Linked DNA regions of Homo sapiens: region 2 is linked to region 1. A link is a loop called in an ENCODE intact Hi-C map of the cell type or tissue named here. Cell type or tissue: mammary epithelial cell. All regions are shown on one strand. Each heading gives the region's core, and the rest is flanking DNA. Links, peaks and the distances in the headings are about the cores only. Region 1 overlaps SH2D6 (SH2 domain containing 6). Region 2 holds the start of LINC01964 (long intergenic non-protein coding RNA 1964).

The links. A loop is a pair of places that touch in the nucleus more often than their neighbours do. Peaks named below come from ENCODE experiments on the same cell type or tissue, not always from the same donor. Only the 100,000 strongest peaks of a DNase experiment are listed, where the experiment ranks them.
Region 2: it touches region 1 in a loop (11-fold over the local background); 2 of 110 quality-filtered maps call a loop at or near these places.

What each region holds. Positions count from the first base shown.
Region 1 is chr2:85,419,286-85,422,360 of GRCh38, reverse strand. SH2D6 (SH2 domain containing 6) reads right to left here. Exons shown (of 24, transcript NM_001394463.1): 3 at 47-158. It also overlaps a transcript of CAPG not described here. Among named protein-coding and RNA genes, the nearest start is that of SH2D6, 2.1 kb to the right of the region's middle. RefSeq lists an enhancer at 1,649-1,798. In mammary epithelial cell, for the core only: a CTCF peak has its summit at 1,532 (motif pointing left); no DNase peak of the experiment used is centred there; H3K4me3 peaks cover 166 bases; H3K27ac peaks cover 258 bases.
Region 2 is chr2:85,059,543-85,075,750 of GRCh38, reverse strand. LINC01964 (long intergenic non-protein coding RNA 1964) reads left to right here and starts at 8,404. Exons shown (of 2, transcript NR_146453.1): 1 at 8,404-10,968; 2 at 11,072-11,641. In mammary epithelial cell, for the core only: a CTCF peak has its summit at 8,776 (motif pointing left); no DNase peak of the experiment used is centred there.

The DNA of each region.
Region 1 (3,075 bases), core at 1-2,500:
CATTCTTTTTAATTTTTTTAATTTAAAAACAGATATGGGGTCTCACTATGTTGTCCAGGCTGGTCTTGAACTTCTGGGCTCAAGCAATCCTCCTGCCTCAGCCTCCCAAAGTGTTGGGATCACAGGTGTGAGCCACTGCACTCGACCAAGAGGGCATTCTTAATATGCAGCACAACAGTAAAAAGAAAAAAAAAAGAAAGAAAGAAAAAAGGACTCTTCTATATGTATATCATACTTCAAAAAATGTTACCCCCAAAATGGCAATATCCTCTTCACAGATGTCCCCGTCTCCCAGAGCCCAGCCCTCTCCCTTCCACCTTGGCTCTTTATCCTGCACTCAGCCACAGTCTCTTTAGCTGTCTTTCAGCTTGATCCATTCCCCCGCTGCCCAGATTCTGCCCCCAAGAGAGCCCAGGAGGTGACCAAGTACACAGGATACACAGGTGAGGTTGGGTGTGGGGGAGAGTGGTTGCAAACACAGTGTGACATGGCTTCTTTCCACCCTTTCTAATCTCCACCAGGCCCTTCTTATCTGGAGTGTACATTTGCTATTCCTCCTCTGGAACATCCTGGCCCCTTTCCTCCCTCCTCCTGCAGGCCCCAGCTTAGGTGACCCTTCCTCAGCAGTGGAGGTCCCAGACCAGGACAGTCTCCTACCCCGCTCTCTGAGCTCCCACCATAATTAAACCTACAGGTTTATTTCACAGCTAGACTGTAAACTCCCACACTCGACTGCACGCTATGTAAATGGGCAGCCACTGTGTCTGCTAGGTTCACGGCCAAATTCCAAGTGCCGGGCCCACAGTCTGGCACACAGCAGGCTCTCAATCAATATTTGTTGTAGCTGCTATTCAAACCTTACTCATTCTTTACAGGTTGCGCAAAGCCTGCCTCTCTGCAAACATCTTTGGTCTCTCTTCTCTGAAAGGCCCGTGTCTTGCCCATTTCCTGTCCATATGTCTTCGACTACCGGGCCTAGGCTGAGGCACAATCCCCCGAGGTCCCGGCTGTTTATCTGCTGAAAACCTTTTTCCCCAGCGCAGATGGATCACCAAGGACTCCCTCACACTCACTTTCTCTGGTTCTCTGGATACCTCTGGCCGACCTTCCCCACCCCACTGGGTCCTTTCCTCAATTTGCCTTCCTTAGCGGGAGCGGCCGGCGTCTGTTCCTCCCCTACACTCTCCCTCCTCCACCAAATGTAACATGGCCCTGCTTAGGCTTCCTTCTTCAGCACAGAGCCTGGGAGCCAAGCTTCTCCTGTTCCCAGCTGGTCTTCTACCCTCCCCGTTAGGAGAGACTGGACACAGTGGCTCCCCGACGTCTCCAACCCCACCTCCTTCCTTGATGGGCCTGGAGGGCCCTGAGATCACCCTCCCTCCCTTTTACCAACAGAAAAGCCGAGGCCAGAGAAGAATGGATGCTGGCCAAGGCCATATGATGTACACAGAGCCAAAGCCACAGTCCCCTCACCCCGTCCCGGGCCACTGTGGGGACCTAAGCAGTCGTTCCACGGGAGAGGGCGACCCCTGGTGGTGAGGAGGGGCATGGCAGCCTGTCGCTCATTTCCTGGGCCCGGAGGCTGACGGTGGAAGGGGCGTGGCCTGGAGGACCACCGACCCAGGCTTTAGTTATCAGGAAGGTAAATGAAGGCAAGGCCCGCAGAGCGAAAGAACGTGGGAAGTTAGGACAAGTTTTGCTGGGCTTTGCCCTTCCTTAGCCACATTCCCTGTAATGACCTAACAACACTGCTCTGTGACTTTAACTGCACCCTGCTGATTGCTGGTTGGATCTTCAGGGAGCAGGAATGGGCATTCAACAGCTTTTGGCACACTGCATGTCCCAAGGGTCATTACTGACTTGAGGGTCTGGTGCGAAGCCCTGGAATGCAGAAGCTCACATTCTGATAATAAGATTTCTAATAATAAGAGAATGGGCTCAGTCCGGGCACGGTGGCTCATGCCTGTAATCCCGGCACTTTGGGAGGCCAAGGTGGGCTGATCACCTGAGGTCAGGAGTTCGAGACCAGCCTGGCCAACATGGTGAAACCCCGTCTCTACTAAAAATACGAAAATTAGCCAGGCGTGGTAGTGTGCGCCTGTGATCCCATAATCCCAGCTACTGAGGCTGAGGCAGGCTGAGGCAGGAGAACCGCTTAAGCCCGGGAGGCAGAGGTTGCAGTGGACCGAGATTGCGCCACTGCACTCCAGCCTGGGAGACAGAGCGAGACTCTGTCTCAGGAAACAAACAAACAAACAAACAAACAAAACAGAACGGGCTCTTATTAAAGAGTCCAGGGACTGAGTCAATAGCTGTCTCCAAGTTTCTATGGTACCTATCTCTCCTCTCTAGGGGCAAAAGGGCTACTCAACAAAAGGCTGATTGTTTTAACAGAAACACTCAGAAAACCAAACCTTTGAGAACTTCCCAGGCAGAAATAGGCATGCTTAGAGACCACGCGACCAGTTAATATGAACCCCACATCTGCTATCAAGAGAATCTGGGCAATCTACTTTGAATATCCCTTTTGGAGCTGTTTCTAGGTGTTTAGAGATCAAATGAAATATTTCTAGGAAGTAGCTCGCCTCGAACTAACCACACAAGAATGAAATCTCACTGACTTACAAGGTCATGGCTAAACCTTCATTGACTAGGTATTTTCCTCCTTCCTTGATGATCCAGTATGTAGCAGTATATGCCCAGATCAGGAAGTGTAAAAGCTGAAAATGGAGTTGGAGACAGAAAGTCCAATGTGTTGCTGGCCACTGTGGTGTCACTGCTCCCGATACAGGTGTAACCTGAGTCTCCCGCTTGGGAGCCAGAAATCAGCTGAGAAGAGGCCTCTGGAAAGAGGCTGCCCTGGCCCAGAAGGGTGGATGAAGTAGGGCCTCAGCACAGCTCATCCTACCGAGCAGGCCGGACCCTGAGTTCCTGGCTTGCACTGAAGGGTCTGGGTAAGTCCCTTCTGTAGCGCCTCAGAAGCTCCTTGGGCAACCTGGGAAGTTAGGACAAGAGCTCTGACATTTGACCCTGAGGTGTGAGGAGAGTGCTTTGAGAGAGAGGATGCTGAATGCG
Region 2 (16,208 bases), core at 7,283-9,782, 350 kb after region 1:
AGCCTGAAATGGGACCAGAGATAACAGGTTCCACAAGCCTGGTTCGTACCTGGCGCTCATAACAGTGCTGTGGCGGGCTGTTCTGTCTGTGTGGAATGGCCCTGTCTCCCTCCCCAGGAAGGACCAGGGCATAGCTTGGGGTACCACTAAAAAGCAAATTCATAAAGACGGAAAGTATAATACAAGTTACCAGGGGCTGAGGGGAGGGGATAACAGGGAGTTATTTTTTAATGGGTACAGAGTTTCTGTTTGCGATGATGAAAAAGTTCTGGAAATGGATAGTGATGGTTGGATAACATTGTAATACCATTAAACTGTACACTTAAAAATGGTTAAAATGGTCAGGCACAGTGGCTCACGCATGTAATCCCAGCACTTTGGGGGGCCAAGGCGGGTGGATCACAGGAGGTCGGGAGTTCGAGACCAGCCTGACCAACACAGTGAAACCCCATCTCTACTAAATACAAAACATTAGCCGGGTGTGGTGGTGCACCCCTATAATCCCCACTACTTGGGAGGCTGAGATAGGAGAATAGCTTGAACTCGGGAGGCGGAGGTTGCAGTGAGCTGAGATTGTGCCACTGCACTCCAGCCTGGGCAACAACAGTGAAACTCCATCTCAAAAAATAAAAATAAATAAATAAATGGTTAAAATGGTCAATGTTATGTTATGTATAGAAACATATGTGTATGCATATACACATTTTTCTCAAGTGCATATAGATCATTCTCCAGGATAGACCTCTGCTAGGCCACAAAAGAAGTCTTAATAAATTTTAAAAGATTGAATTATCATACAATATATCTTTTCTGAATACAATGGAATAAAAATAAGAATGAATCACAGAAAGAAAACTGAAAAAGTCACGAATATGTGGAAATTAAACTTACTCTTAACCAATGGTTGTTTAAGAAGAAATCACTTGGGAGTTGCTCTGAACCTGTTCTGGTTCGGGGGGTGCCCAGAAAAAAAAAAGAAGAAATCACAAAGGAAATTTAAAAATACTTAGAGATGAATGAAAAATATAAAAACAGGCTGGATGTAGTGGCTCACACCTGTAGTCCCAGCACTTTGGGAGGCCGAGGTGGTGGATTGCTTGAGCTCAGGAGTGCAAGACCAGCCTGAGCAATATAGTGAAACCCATCTCTACCAAAAATACAAAAAATTAGCCGGGCGTGGTGGCACATGCCTGTAGACCCAGCTACTGAGGAGGCTGAGGTAGGAGGACTGCTTGAGCCTGGGAGGGGGAGTTTGTAGTGAGTCAAGATCTTGTCACTACACTCCAGCCTGGGTAACAGAATAAGATCCTGACTCCAAAAACAAACAAACAACAACAAAATATATATATATATATAAACAATACATCAAAACTTATGAAATGCAGTGTTTTGAGGGAAATTTATAATAGTTAATGACCTCATTAAAAAAGAAGAAAGATCTCAAATTAATAACCTAGCCCAACTTTTCAAGAAACTTAGAAAAAGAAGAGCAAACTAAACCCAATGCTAGCATAAGAAATTAATAATAAAAAAATGGAGATAAATGAAATCGAGAATGGAAAAACAATAGAGAGAACCACTAAAACCAAGATTGGTTCTTTAAAAGATCAACAAAACTGGCAAACCTTTAGCTACACCAACAAAGAAAAAAGATAGAGGATGCAAATAACTAAAATCAGGAACAAAAGTGTGGGTATTACTACTGACTTTACAAAACTAAAAAGGATCATAAGAAAATACTATGAATAATTGTACACTAATAAGTTAAATAACCTTGGTAAAATGGGCAAATTCTTTGAAAAACACAAACTACCACACTTACTCAGAAGACATAAAACATCTGAACAGACCTATAACAATTAAAGGGATTGAATTAATAATCAAAAACTTCCAAACAAAGAAAAGTCCAGGGCCAGATAGCTTCACTGGTGAATTCTACAAATACAGAGAAACTAATGCCAGTACCTCTCAAACTCTTCCAAAATTTAGAAGAGGGAACACTTTTTAATTCATCTTATGAGGTCAGTGTTATCCTGATACCAAAGCAAGTCAAGGACACCACAAGAAAAGAACACTATAGAGGGTGGCCCTTATGAACATAGGTGCAGAAATCCTCAACAAAATACTAGCAAACTGAATCCAAGAGCATATTAAAACACCATGGCCAAGTCAGATTTATCCCAGGAATGAAAGGGTGGTTCAACATAAAAAAAAAATCAATCAGTGTAATATACCACATTAATAGAGCAAAAGAAGAAAATCATGAGATCATGATCAAAAAAACATTTCACAAAATCCAAGCACCTTTCATGGTAAGAACACTCAGAAAACTAGGGATAGAAGGGAATTTCTCAATCTAATAAACGGCATTTCTGAGAAACCCACAGCTAACATCATAGTCAATGGTGAACGACTGAAAGCTTTCCTCTAAGATCAAGAACAAGACATGATGTCCATTTTCACCACGACTATTCAACATTGTACTAGAAGTTCTAGCCAGGCAATTGGGCAAGAAAAGGTAATGAAAACCACCCAAATTGAAAAAGGAAGAAGTAAAACTATCTGTATTTGCAGATGACATGATCCTATATTTGGAAAATCCCAAGTAAGTCACAAAACTACTATTGCTAATAAACAATTTTAGCAACTTGTGGGTGCAAAATCAACACATGAAAATGAGTTGTGTTTCTATATGCTATTATGGATAATTCAATTTACAGTAGCTTCTAAAAGAATAAAATATCTAGGAATAAATTTAACCAAGGAAGTGAAAGACTTGTATATTGCAAACCATAAAACATTGCTGAAAGACCTTAAGGAAGACCTAAATAAGTGGAAAGACATCCCATGTGCATAAATTGGAAGACTTACCCTTAAGATGGTAGTACTACCCAAAGCTATCTAGAGATTCACTGCAATCTCTATTAAAATTCTGCCTATTTTTTTTTGAAGAAATGGGAAAGCCAGTTCTCAAATTCATATGATATTTTTAGAAACATTGAGTAGCCAGAACAATACTGAAAATGAAGAACAAAGTTGGAGGACTCATATTTTCTGATTTAAACACTAACTATAGAGCTACAGTAATCGTTCGGGCACGGTGGCTCATGCCTGTAATCCCAGCACTTTGAGAGGCCGAGGCATGGGCATCATGAGGTCAGGAGTTCAAGACCAGCCTGGCCAACATGGTGAAACCCTGTCTCTACTAAAAATATAAAAATTAGCCGGGCTTGGTGGCGCACACCTGTAATCCCAGCTACTCAGGAGGCTGAGGCAGGAGAATCGCTTGAAGCCGGGAGGCAGAGGTTACAGTGAGCCGAGATCATGCCACTGCACTCCAGCCTGGGCGACAGAGCAAGACTCTGTCTCAAAAAAAAAAAAAAAAAAAAAAAAAAAAAAAAAAAAGCTACAGTAATTGAAACAGTATAGTACTGCCACTGGGATAAACATGTAGAAAAATGGAATAAAATTGAGAGTCCAGGAATAAACCCATTCACTTAGGGTCAATTGATTTTTAACATATGTAACAAGACCATTCAACTGAGGAAAGACTGTCTCCTTAACAAATGTTGCTCAACAAATCCACATACAAAAGAATGAGTTTTTTCATTCTTATCTCATACAATATACAAAAATTAACTCAAATACTTGAGGGGATAGATACCCCATTTTCCATGATGTGATTATTATGCATTGCATGCCTGTATCAAAACATCTCATGTACCCCATAAATATGTATACCTACTATTGTACCCACACAAATTAAAAAATTTAAAAATTGGGCTGGGTGCGGTGGCTCATGCCTGTAATCCCAGCACTTTGGGAGGCCGAGGCGGGCAGATTGCTTGAACTCCCAAGATCAGCCTGGGCAACATGGCGAAACCCCATCTCCACAAAAAATACAAAAATTAGCCAGGCATGGTGGCACAAGCCTGTGGTCCCAGCTACTCGGGAGGCTGAGGTTGGAGGATTGCTTGAACCCAGGAGGCAGAGGTTTCAGTGAGCCAAGATTGTGCCACTGCACTTCAGCCTGGGAGCCAGAGAGAGACAAAAAAAAATAAAAAAAATATTTTTACAAATTTAAAAATTAACTCAAAGTGGATCAACAACCTGGCTAGAAGGGATAACACTATAAAACTCTTAGAAGTAAACATATGGGAAGTCTCATGACCTTGGATTTGCCAGTGGATTTTCAAATGTGACAACAAAAGCATGAGCAACAAAAGAAAAAATAGATAAATTGAACTATGAAAACTGTAAGTTTCTGTGTATCAAAAGACATTATGAGGAAAGTAAAAAGACAACTTGCAGAATGGTAGAAGATGTTTGCAAATCATAAAGAACTCTTAGAACTCAAAAGCGAAAAGACAAACAACCCAATTCAAAAATGAGCAAAAGGACTTGGATAGGCATTTCTCCAAAGAAGTGATACAAATGACCAATAAGCACATGGAAAGATGTTCAACATCATTAGTCATTAGGAAAACGCAAACCAAAAACCACAGTGAGATACCACTGCATATTTACTAGTACGAGAATAATTTTTAAACACCAGAAAATAGCAAGTGTTGATGAGAAAGTTTTTCTGATTTAAAAACCTAAATTGGAATCCCTGCATATTGCTGGGATTAATGTAAAATGGTGCAGCCACTGTGGAAAGCAGTTTGGCAGATCCTCAAAAAGTTAAACATAGAATGATCATTTGACCCAGCCATTCCGTTCCTGGGCATTTACCTGAAAGAACTGAAAAAAAGTAGTCAAACTAATATTTGTATGCATGTGTTCATAGCAGTGTTATTCACAACAGCCTAAAGGTAAAAACCACCCAAATGTCCCTCAGTGGATGAATGGAGAAACAAATCGAGGGACACACATGCACTGGGATATTCAGCAGGAAAAAGGAATGAAGTACTGATACATGGTACACATGGATGAACCTTGAGAACATGCTAAGTAAAAGAACAGAGGGTCACATATTGTATGATTCCATTTATATGCAATGTACAGAATAGGTAAATCTATAGAAACAAACCAGATTGGTGGTTGTCAGGGGTTGTGGGGAAGAGAGAATGGAGAGTAATCACTGAGTGGGTTTTCTGGAGTGATGAAAATGTTTTAGAAATAGAAGTGGTGGTTGCTCAACATTGTAAATGCACTAAATGCCACTGAATTGTCCACTTTAAAATGGTTAACTTGGCCGGGCACAGTGGCTCGTGGCTCATGCCTGTAATCCCAGCACTTTGAGAGGCCGAGGTGGGTGGATCACCTGAGGCCAGAAGTTCAAGACCAGCCTGGTCAACATGGTGAAACTCAGTCTCTACTAAAAATACAAAAAATTAGCCAGGCGTAGTGGTGCATGCCTGTAGTCCCAGCTACTTGGGAGGCTGAGGCAGGAGAATTGCTTGAACCTGGGAGGCAGAGGTTGCAGTGATCCAAGATCACGCCACTGTACTCCAGCCTGGACAACAGGAGTGAAACTCTGCCTCAAAAAAAATAAATAAATAAAAAATAAAATGGTTACCTTTATATTATGTGAATTTAAACTCAATAAAAATGTAATTGTGTAGTTCTTGGATGATGTAATAGAATTTGGTGGTAAAATAAACTTGATTATAGATGTAAATGTATAAAATAAAATTATAAAACTTTTAGAAGAAAACAGGAAAAAAACATCATGACCTGGTGTTAGGCAAATAATTCTTAGACATGACACCAAAAGCATGATCCATAAAAGAAAAATTGAGTTTCATTAAAATTAAAAACTTCTCTGTGAAAGATGCCATTAAGAAAATGAAAAGCACTGGGCGTGGTGGCTCATGCCTGTAATCTCAGCACTTTGGGAGGCTGAGGCGGGCGGATCACTTGAGGTCAGGAGTTCGAGACCAGCCTGGCCAACACAGTGAAACCTTGTCTCTTCTAAAAATACAAAAATTAGCTGGATGTGGTGGCACATACATGTAGTCCCAGCTACTTGGGAAGTTGAGGCATGAGAATCCCTTGAACCCAGGAGGCAGAGGCTGCAGTGAGCTGAGATTCCACCACTGCACTCCAGCCTGGGCAACAGAGTGAGACCCAGTTTAAAAAAAAAAAAAAAGAGAGACTGGGAGCGGTGGCTCACGCCTGTAATCCCAGCACTTTGGGAGGCCGAGGCGGGCGGATCACGAGGTCAGGAGATTGAGACCATCCTGGCTAACACGGTGAAAACCCCTTCTTTAGTAAAAATACAAAAAATTAGCTGGGCGTGGTGGCACGCGCCTGTAGTCCCAACTACTCGGGAGGCTGAGGCAGAATTGCTTAAACCCGGGAGGCAGAGGTTGCAGTGAGTTGAGATCTTGCCACTGCACACCAGCCTGGGCAACAGAGAGAGACTCCATCTAAAAAAAAAAAAAGAAAAAGAAAAAAAGAAAGAAAGAAAGAAAATGAAAAGCTAAGCCACAGACTGGGAAAAATTATTTGCACAGTATATATGTGATAAGGACTTGTATCCAGAATATATAAAGAATTCAACCCTGACTGGTCACAGTGGCTCATACCTGTAATCCCAGTACTTCAGGAGTCTGAGGCAGGAGGATCACTTGAGTCCAGGAGTTTGAGACCAGCCTGGGCAACATAGTGAGACCTTGTTCATACAAAAAATGAACAAAATTAGGCCAGGCGCAGTGGCTCATGCCTGTAATCCCAGCACTTTGGGAGGCCAAGGCAGGTGGATAATTTGAGGCATCAAAGTTTTTAGCTGACTTGCTATGCTTCACGGCAGCAATACCAAATGATCCCCCGCAATGCTGTGAGCCCTAGGATTTATTTTCCTTTTTATGGTAGGAGGCCTAACCGGCACTGTACTAGCCAACTCATCATTAGACATTGTGTTATATGACAGATACTATGTTGTAGCCCACTTCCACTACGTCTTATTAATAGGAGCCATATTCACTATTATAGGGGGCTTTAGGAGTTCAAGACCAGCCTGGCAAACATGATGTAACCCTGTCTCTACTAAAAATACACAAAAAATTAGCCAGGCGTGGTGGTGCGCGCCTGTAGTCCCAGCTATTCAGGAGGCTGAGGTATGAGAATCGCTTGAACCTGGGAGAAGGAGGTTGCAGTGAGCTGAGATCGCCCCACTGCACTCCAGCCTGGGCGACAGAGCGAGACAGTGGTGTGTGCCTATAGTCCCATCTACTTGGGAGGCTGAGGTGGAAGGATATCTCCAGGCTGGGATGTCAAGGCTGCAGTGAGCTGAGTTCGTGCCACTGCACTCCAGTCTGGGCAACAGAGCGAGACCTTGTCTCAAGGGAAATAAAAAAAGAAATCAATTCAGTAACAAGGTAAACTGCCAACCCAATTAAAATATGTACAAAATAGACATTTCACCAAAGAGGATATACAAATAACTATAAGCACATGAAAGATGCTCAATATAGTCAATTTGGAAAAGCAAATTTAATCCACATTGAGAACCACTACACACCCATTCAAACTGCTATAATGAAAAGAACTGTTGAGATTAGGCCAACTACCAAGAATCTCTATTTCATATACATTTGGGAACTGAGGAAATGCCCACTGCTCAATGGACATATTCTGAGCTGGAGTTTAGCCAGAACTCCATTTATACCTAGTCGCTATATGCTCTTATTCCGTTTTTTTGTTTTTTGTTTTTTGTTTTTAGAGACAGCTTCTTGCTCTGTGGCCCAGGCTGGGCTGGAGTACCCTGACATGATCATAGGTCACTGCAGCCTTGAACTCCTGGGTTTAAGTGGTCCTCCCGCCTCGCCTCCTGAGTAGCTGGAACTGCGGGCGTGCACCACCACACCTGGCTAATTTTAAAATTTTTTGTAGAGATAGGTTCTTCCTATACTGCCCGGGCTGGTCTCCAACTCCTGGCCTCAAGTGATCCTCCCCTCTTAATCTCTCAAAGTGCTGAGATTATAGGTATGCGCCACTGTGCCCAGCCTGTATGTGCCTAATTCTAACAGGGGCCATGATTACACTTGGGATCTAAGGTTATTCATATCTACTATAAGTCTGTGTCTAATTGTCCTCAAGATGTTTAGTATTTTTTTTCCCCAGTGCTCAATTACCCAAGTAAATAGTCTTAGGTCCCTTTGAGGGAAGGCCTGAAGGAGTCATTACATGTTCAATTGCCACGTGTCGCAGGATTCTTCCTGCTGGAGTTGCAGGCGCTGCTTCAATCAGTGGGTTCTGGGTTCAAAAACTGACCCAGTGTAGAAACTGGGCAAAGGAGAGCGACTTTTTATTGGAGCAACTATCCTCAGCTTCATCATCACCCATCCTTGATTTCTTTTGATGGTTCAATTTGAATAGCACTCTGTTGGCTAATGCAAGTATTTCGCCGTTTGTTTATACCAAGTTCTATTAACCATCTCCAGAAGTGTCTTCTGAACTGACCGTTAGCGCCACTCCCACCGTGCTGCTCGCTACGATAATCGCGCCACCACTTGTCCTCCGTAGCTCTGGAGTCCTGGCCTGCCGGTTGCTAACTGGGCCACTTTACAGAGGCAGAAGCAAGCTCAGGGAGGGTAAACAGGAAGGGTAACTAATTTTCCTGGGATTACACAGTCGGTAAATAATGGAGGCAGCATCGACCCCAGGCAGTCTGGCCCCAGACACCACACTTTTACCCAATTCCCACAGCTGCCTGGAAAATAAATAGAAATCAAATAGATGTTAACAAGGACCTTTGGGAGTTGTCCGGCGTTTGGGCAACGGATTGCTTTTCTGTTTCATGTTAGTCCACCGCCCTCACGTGGCCCCGTCCTGAACTTCACCCTTGTTTGGTCCCAAACTGTAAAGACCCTCACGGTGCTGGGAAACACAGCCCTGCTGGCCTCGGACTGCAGGACAGAATCCTTACCCCTCCTGGGCCTCCGTTGTGTTCTTTCCAAAATGGGATAATGGTAGCAGGTTAATGGAAATAATTAAATAAAATAGTCCATCTAAATTCCTGGATCGAACGAAGGGTCCAATAAACATTAGCTGTGCTGTTGTAGTGCTCAGTGCCTCTCTCTCAAAAGCGGGTGGCAACAGACACCCTCACACCTTCGCTGTAATGAGAGCTCTGCAAAGCCAACTGCAAATATTAGGAATCAGTGTCCTCACGAGGCCAACCCCTTTCCAAGGCTGCTTGGAAAATGCTTTGCTAGACTAGCTTGGATCTTGCTGGCTTGACTCAGATCACAGTTGAGCAAATGTGCAGAAGAGGAAGAGATGAGGGAAGGCCTGGCTCAGTGTGCTCAGAGCTTCGATTTTGAGACTGTTCGGGAGGAAAAGTTCCTCACCAGACAGTGCTCTGCTACTCTTAAAGCTAGAAGGACAGAAAGATTTCTCCACAGTTGGGGTCATGGAAATGTGTATTTTCTCCAAACCTTTTTTTCACTGAACCAGTTGTTGGAGCCTTCCATTTGAGACCTTGTGATGCCTTCATGGACATTATTTCTGCTCATCCACACAGCCAGCAGGGACTTGTGCAGCAGGAGGGGCAGGCTCAGAGTTAAGCAGCTGCTCCAACGTCACACGGCTAGCCTGGGCCTGATCTGGAGCTTGTCCCAGATCTGGAGCTTCCCAGGTTTGGACCTGGGTCACTAGAGCAGAGCCTCCTTGCCTCTTCGTGGATATGGAGCCAATTCACTGTGGCCGATCACCAGCCTCACAGACTAAGGGGGCAGCCCTGCCCCTGCCTACGCCCCTACCACTGCTGAAGCCATCTCCTTGCCGACAAACACAAGCAGAAACTTCTCAGGATCTGCTGCCTCTTGTTCCAAGGATTAGGCGAGCTTCTGTCTTGAGGACAGAAGAGGCAGCTGGAAGATCAGGGTTGTGGTTGAAGAAGGCCTAGGTAAGGTGCCATGACTCAAATGTCCCTAATGGGTGAGGGCTTTCAACTTTTGGAAACTGCAGGGGCAATTTTGGAGACAATGTTTAACTATAGTGTAAAGACTGCCAGTTTAATTTCTAATCCTGAAGAAATGTATATGTGGTCACAGGCTAATATTTCTAAAAGTCATCGAGTGACTTTACGTGTCCTAGCCCCATATTTCCCCAAAGATGACTGTCTAAATGCCCCTAAGAGAGGCTTTGGAGTTCCTTGACTTCTCTGAATTGTTGTAGTAAAGATAAGGCAGAAATTTTGAAGAGATCAGAAAGAAAAACTTTAGAACAAATCTCGTCTTTTCTAGAACTGTCTTCATTTTAATTTACTGTCATATCAGATAACCTGCCAGATGGCTTTTACTGTGTCTGAATTGAGTCAGACCAGCTGGGATGGGATCCTGCCTCCAGCAGTGGTGGGCCCCAGGAACATTTATTTCATCTCAGCATCAAGCATTCCCAAAGCAGCAGGGGCTAACGGGGCCGTAGAGATTACCCCTGCAGCTGTGGGGCTGGCCAGCCACACTTCCATAGATTTGTCTGTAGGGAGACATTGAGCCACATGGATTTGGACAGGTTGTTACATACGCAGACAGCAAAAGCTAAATCAGCATGACATGTCGCTCCTTGTGTCCCTCGTCCCACAGGAGGACACAAGGCTGGAAGGTTGGGACACCAGATGGCATGGACAGTGGGTTGCCCTGCTGTGCAGCAGCCAGCTCTCAACTGCAACCGAGCACTCTACAGACTTAGCAGGCACCTGCAGACGTAACTTGTGGGAGTGGGGAGAGAGGAGGAAAGCGCTGCGCTCAACAGAAACTAGGAAGATCGATGAGAAATGGCCTTGCAGCAGTTCCAAAAGGGTGGGGAGGCAGGTGAGACCACTCACGGCAGCGATGCACAGGGCCACTTAACGCCCCTTGCTCCATGAGGAGTTGCAGGGTGTTCCACCAAGACGCAGGTCAGGTTGCCGTCGAGCCCGGTGGAGATGTGCAGGGTTGCTGGGCACCTGGCAGAGCTGGTCCCTGACACGCACTTTTATCATCAGTAAAATGGGGATGTTAAGAATACCTACCGCAGGTATGTTTGACTTTTTTTTTTTTTTTGAGATAAACTTTACATAAAATTCACCATTTTAACCATTTCGAAGTGTACAAATTAGTGGCTTTTCATATCTTCACAGAGTTATGCAACCGTCGCCATTATCTAATTCGAGAACCTCTTCAACACTCCAGAAAGAAACCCAGTGCACACGAGCTGCCACTCCCCACTCTCTCCTTGCCCAACCCCTGGCAACCACTAATCCACTTTCTGTGTCCATGGATTTGCCTGTTCTGGGAATTTCATTTAAATGGAATCATATACTCTGTGGCGTTTTGCGACTGACTTTTTTCACTTACCATGTTTGCAAAGTTCATCCAAGTTGCAGCATGCGTCAGTACATCATTCTTTTTTATGGCCGCATAATAGTCCATTGTGTAGATCATGTTTGTTTAACCTTTCATCAGTGAATGGACATTTGGGTTGTTTCCTCTTTTCAGTTATTATGAATGATGCTGTTCTGAGCATGAATGTAGGAGGTTTTGTGTGAACATATGTTTTCAATTCTCTTGGATATACCTGGGAGTGGAATTGCTGGGTCACATGGTAATTCTATGTTTAATGTTTTGAGGAACTGCCAAATTGTTTTCCACAGGGACTGAGTATTTTATATTGGTATGCACTTTTGAAATAATAAAAAACACTCTTAACAGAGTCTGGCCCACACCATTCATTCTTTTATCCCATAAATATTTATGGAGCACTTACCGTGTGCCATGCCTTATAGACATGGAGATACAAGGGTGACTAATGGACAGCCCTGCCCTCAGGAAGCTGGCATCTATGTGTGTGTGTATGTAGGGGTGTGTGTGTGTGTGTGTGTGTGCACATAATGTGTATATGGGGTAGGGAGGATGTCAGATGGTGATAAGAGTTATGGAGAAACAGTCCAGGTGCAGTGTCTTACGCCTGTAATCCCAGCACTTTGAGAAGCTGAGGTGGGTGGATCACCTGAGGTCAGGAGTTCGAGACCAGCCTGGCCAACATGGTGAAACCCTGTCTCTACTAAAAATACAAAAATTAGTTGGGTGTGGTGGTGGGTGCCTGTAATTCCAGCTACTTGGGAGGCTGAGGCAGGAGAATAGCTGGAACCCTGGAGGTGGGGCTGGGGTGTACCGGGTGGGCCTGGGATCCCTGTTTTCATTTGGGTAGTCAGAGAAGGCCTCACCGACAAAGAGAAGGAGGCAAGGAAATATGGATCTTCCAAGAAAAGGGGACTGCAAAGGCAAAAGTCCCAGAGCTGTGGCATGCCCGAGGGACAGCAAGGTGGTCAGTGAGGCTTGGGGGAGGGAATAGAGTAGCAGGGGATGAACCCCAAAAAGGAATAAGAGCCACAGCCTGTGGGAGCCAGGGGCTGTGGTGAGGACTCCGCCTTTCCTCTGAGAGGGAGGAGCGGCAGAGGGATTGGAGGTGTAGGTTCTGACAAGATTACCCAGGTGCTGTGCTGGGACATGGAAGTGCGGGGGCAGGCATGCCACTTGGAAGCTATAGCGATGACCCTGTGGGGATATGATGGAGGCCTGGGCCAGCGGCAGCAGTGAAGATGGTGGGAAGGGGGCAGTTTCTGGAAAAGTGTGGAAATAGAGACAGCGGGATCTGCTGACGAAATGGATGTGAGGTTCAAGAAAAAGAGTAGAAAATGATTCCAACAGGTTTTGGACTGAGCAACTGGGAAGCTGTGCTATTTAGTGAGCTGGGGACCTCTTTGCTTTATTCACTGGAGAACCCCAAGTGCCTAGAACAGTGCCAGGCACTTAGTAGATGCCCAAGAAACTGACTGAGTAAATGAAGAGGTGGTGGGATCCATAGTAAAGCCTCAGTTGATGTTTATTCTTTGATACCTATGGTCTCCTGACCTAGGGTGATTCCCGTCCTTCCCCAGCTCTTGAACTCCTCAGATAAAGAAACTTGAGCTTCCACGATTTTTACCAGGTCACTGACCCTCATGGAGTTTTGCCAGAATGACTTAGAAGTATTTGAAGCAGGATGGGGCTAATTAAATCAATGTGCTGTGTTTGCGTAGAAGTTATCTGGCTCTGTCTTTGCTCCCAAGCAAATCCCACTCTTTCTTTCCTTATTTATTTATTTATTTTTTGACAGAGTCTCACTGTGTTGCCCAGGCCGGAGTGCAGTGGCGCGATCTTGGCTCACTGCAACCTCTGCCTTCCTCAAGTGATTCTCATGCCTCAGCCTCCTGAGTAGTGGGGGTTACAGTCACCCACCAATGCCCCTGGCTAATTTTTTGTACTTTTAGTAGAGATAGGGTTTCACCATGTTGGCCAGGTTGGTCTTGAACTCCTGTCTTCAAGTGATCTGCCCGCCTTGGCCTCCCAAAGTGCTGGGATTACAGCTATGAGCCACTGCTCCTGGCCCAAATTCCACTATTGGTCACCTTTGGGTCCCTGTTATGTTGGTTGCCTTCTGAGGCACCTGCCATTTTTTTATGGTTACTTCACACCAGGCACTGTATTAGCACATTATTTAATACTATGATTAGCTACATTTAAGAATGAGACAATAGGCATACTGTTTAATTAAAGTTAATTAACTTGGCCAAGATCACACAGCTAGTAAGCGGTAGGGCTAAGATTGAAACTCACATCTGTGCTTGTAACCACAGCACTTTATCTTCTCCCTGTTCTGGGTGGATATTTACTTGTCAGGAAGGTTTCCATGGGAACTCCTGCACCCAGAGAGCAATTAGACCTTTCCAATTCTAAGCTTTAATTCCAGAGTTCCATTCTCCAGGTTTTCCCTAACTTCACCTCCAACCCAGCTTGATTTTGAGTCCCATCCACTGCCCTTGACACAAAAATGTGCATCTCCTTATCCCCACCGTGAATTCCAAGTTCTAACATCTGATCAAGCAAGACCACCATTTTCCCTTTTTCTTTCACAGCGCAGGCAATGTCAGTAATCCAGGAAATTCCGCAAATTTTACCTCCCCAGAATTGACCTACCAATTATTACCCATGACTTGCCTCCTAGTCCAAGCATGATCTGGGTACTTTTGAGGTAAGAGAGAGAATCCCAAGAGAGAGAACCCTAATTTCTAATACAGAAGATTCACATCCATTCTCATGATTCATTGTAATTTTTCCAACCACTTCTTTTTACAAACTTAATTCCATTCTTTCTCCCAGCCAACATCTGTTATGGCTGGCTACAGAATTTATAAGCATCTAAAAGCTATCTTACAAACACTTCATCAAATGCTGTCTACTTGAAATGTAACAATGTCTAAAATGTGTGCCTTACAACAGTATAAGATGTGAAAAGTGCTATTTGTTGCAACCTTTACATTTTAGGATTCGTGGAGTAATCAACCAACCCACCCCAATCCTTGGTGGCCAGACTCTACCAGAGCTGAAGGCAGTTTGAAAGACAGCTGTGTGAAAAGAATGTGTTGCCCAGGACCACTGGACAAGCGCCTGCGAGTGGACATGGTGGGTTTTGGTTTTCTTAGGTGGACTTGTTCGGGGCTTTATAACCATAGAATGGTGAACACTTGGAAAATACTATGAAAGGATTAAAAGTTTTATCGAAATATGCCAAAAGTGTTCTTAAAAAGATCCGGCCAGGCATGGTGGCTCATGCCTGTAATCCCAGCACTTTGGGAGGCCAAGGTGGGCAAATCGCTTGAGCCCAGGAATTTGAGACCAGGCTGGGCAACATGGTGAAACCCCATCTCTACAAAAAACACAAAAATTAGCTGGGTATGGTGGCATGTGCCTGTAGCTCCCAGCTACTCGGGAGGCAGAGGTGGGAGGATAGCTTGAGTTCAGGAGATCTAGGCTGCAGTGAGCCGAGATTGCACCACTGCACTCCAGCCTGGGAGACAGAGTGAGACCCTGTCTTAAAAAAAAAAAAAAAATACAATCCACCATCCTCCTCAGAACACAGTGACTTGGGGGACAACCCTAGAGCCCTAGGCTGGAGTGAAAGGCATTTGTTCAGGTAGATACTAAAAGGTAATTTTCACTACTTGCTTTTAAACCTGCCATTGGCTTGGCCGGGCACGGTCGTTCATTCCTGTAATCCCAGCACTTAGGGAGGCTGAGGTGGGCGGATCACCTGAGGTGAGGAGTATGAGACCAGCCTGGCCAACATAGTGAAACCCCGTCTCTCCTAAAAAACAAAAAATTTGCTGGATGTGGTGGCGCGGGCCTGTAGTCCCAGCTACTCAGGAAGCTGAGGCAGAAGAATCGCTTGAATCCGGGAGGTGGAGGTTGCAGTGAGCCGAGATTGCGCCACTGCACTCCAGCATGGGCGACAGAGTGAGACTCCGTCTCAAAAACAAAACAAACAAACACCAAACAAACACACAAAACAAAAAAAACCCTGCCATTGGCTAGAGGCAGTTGAGTGTTCAAAATGGGGAAAAACAACCACCAAAAGCCAACAGGAACTCTGAAGAGGGAAAAAAAAAATGGATAAGGAACAAGTCTTGTCCCTTCCGGTCCTGAGTGGGTGGGGCTTATGTTCATGCTGAAGTTCAGGGGGCTCCTTCTCAAGTCCTTCTTTCTAGTCTTGCCCTGTGAAGCTGTAAGTAGAATCAGTATTCCAAAGTCCTTTTCTGGACTGAGGAGAGAGGCCACATGTTCACCCCTCAGGCTCAGACACCAGCAACAGTGGTAACCAGGGTGGTCCTGAAAATTCCGTAGGCAAATGGAACTGAAACTGCAGATGTCACTGGAAGCATTAATAAAACACACACACACACACACACACACACACACACACACACACACACAGAAACAGGAGAGGACGCAGACAGGGACAATAGGAGTAATGGTATTTCACAGGGGATTTAAAACTATAGAAATGAGGCCAGGTGTGGTGGCTCACGCTTGTAATCCCAGCATTTTGGGAGGCCGAGGCAGGTGGATCACCTGAGGTTAGGAGTTTGAGACCAGCCTGACCAACATGGTGAAACCCCGTCTCTACTAAAAATACAAATACAAAATACAAAATACTAAAAATACAAAAAAGTAGCTGGGCGTGGTGGCACACATCTGTAATCCCAGCTACTTGGGAGGCTGAGGCAGGAGAATCATTTGAACCCAGAAGGCGGAGATTGCAGTGAGCCGAGATAGTGCCACTGCACTCCAGCCTGGGCAACAAGAGCAAAACTCCATCTCAAAAAACAAAACAAAACAAAAACTATAGAAATGCCGAAACACCAGTGCCACAGATGACCAAGTCTGTGTTGAACATTA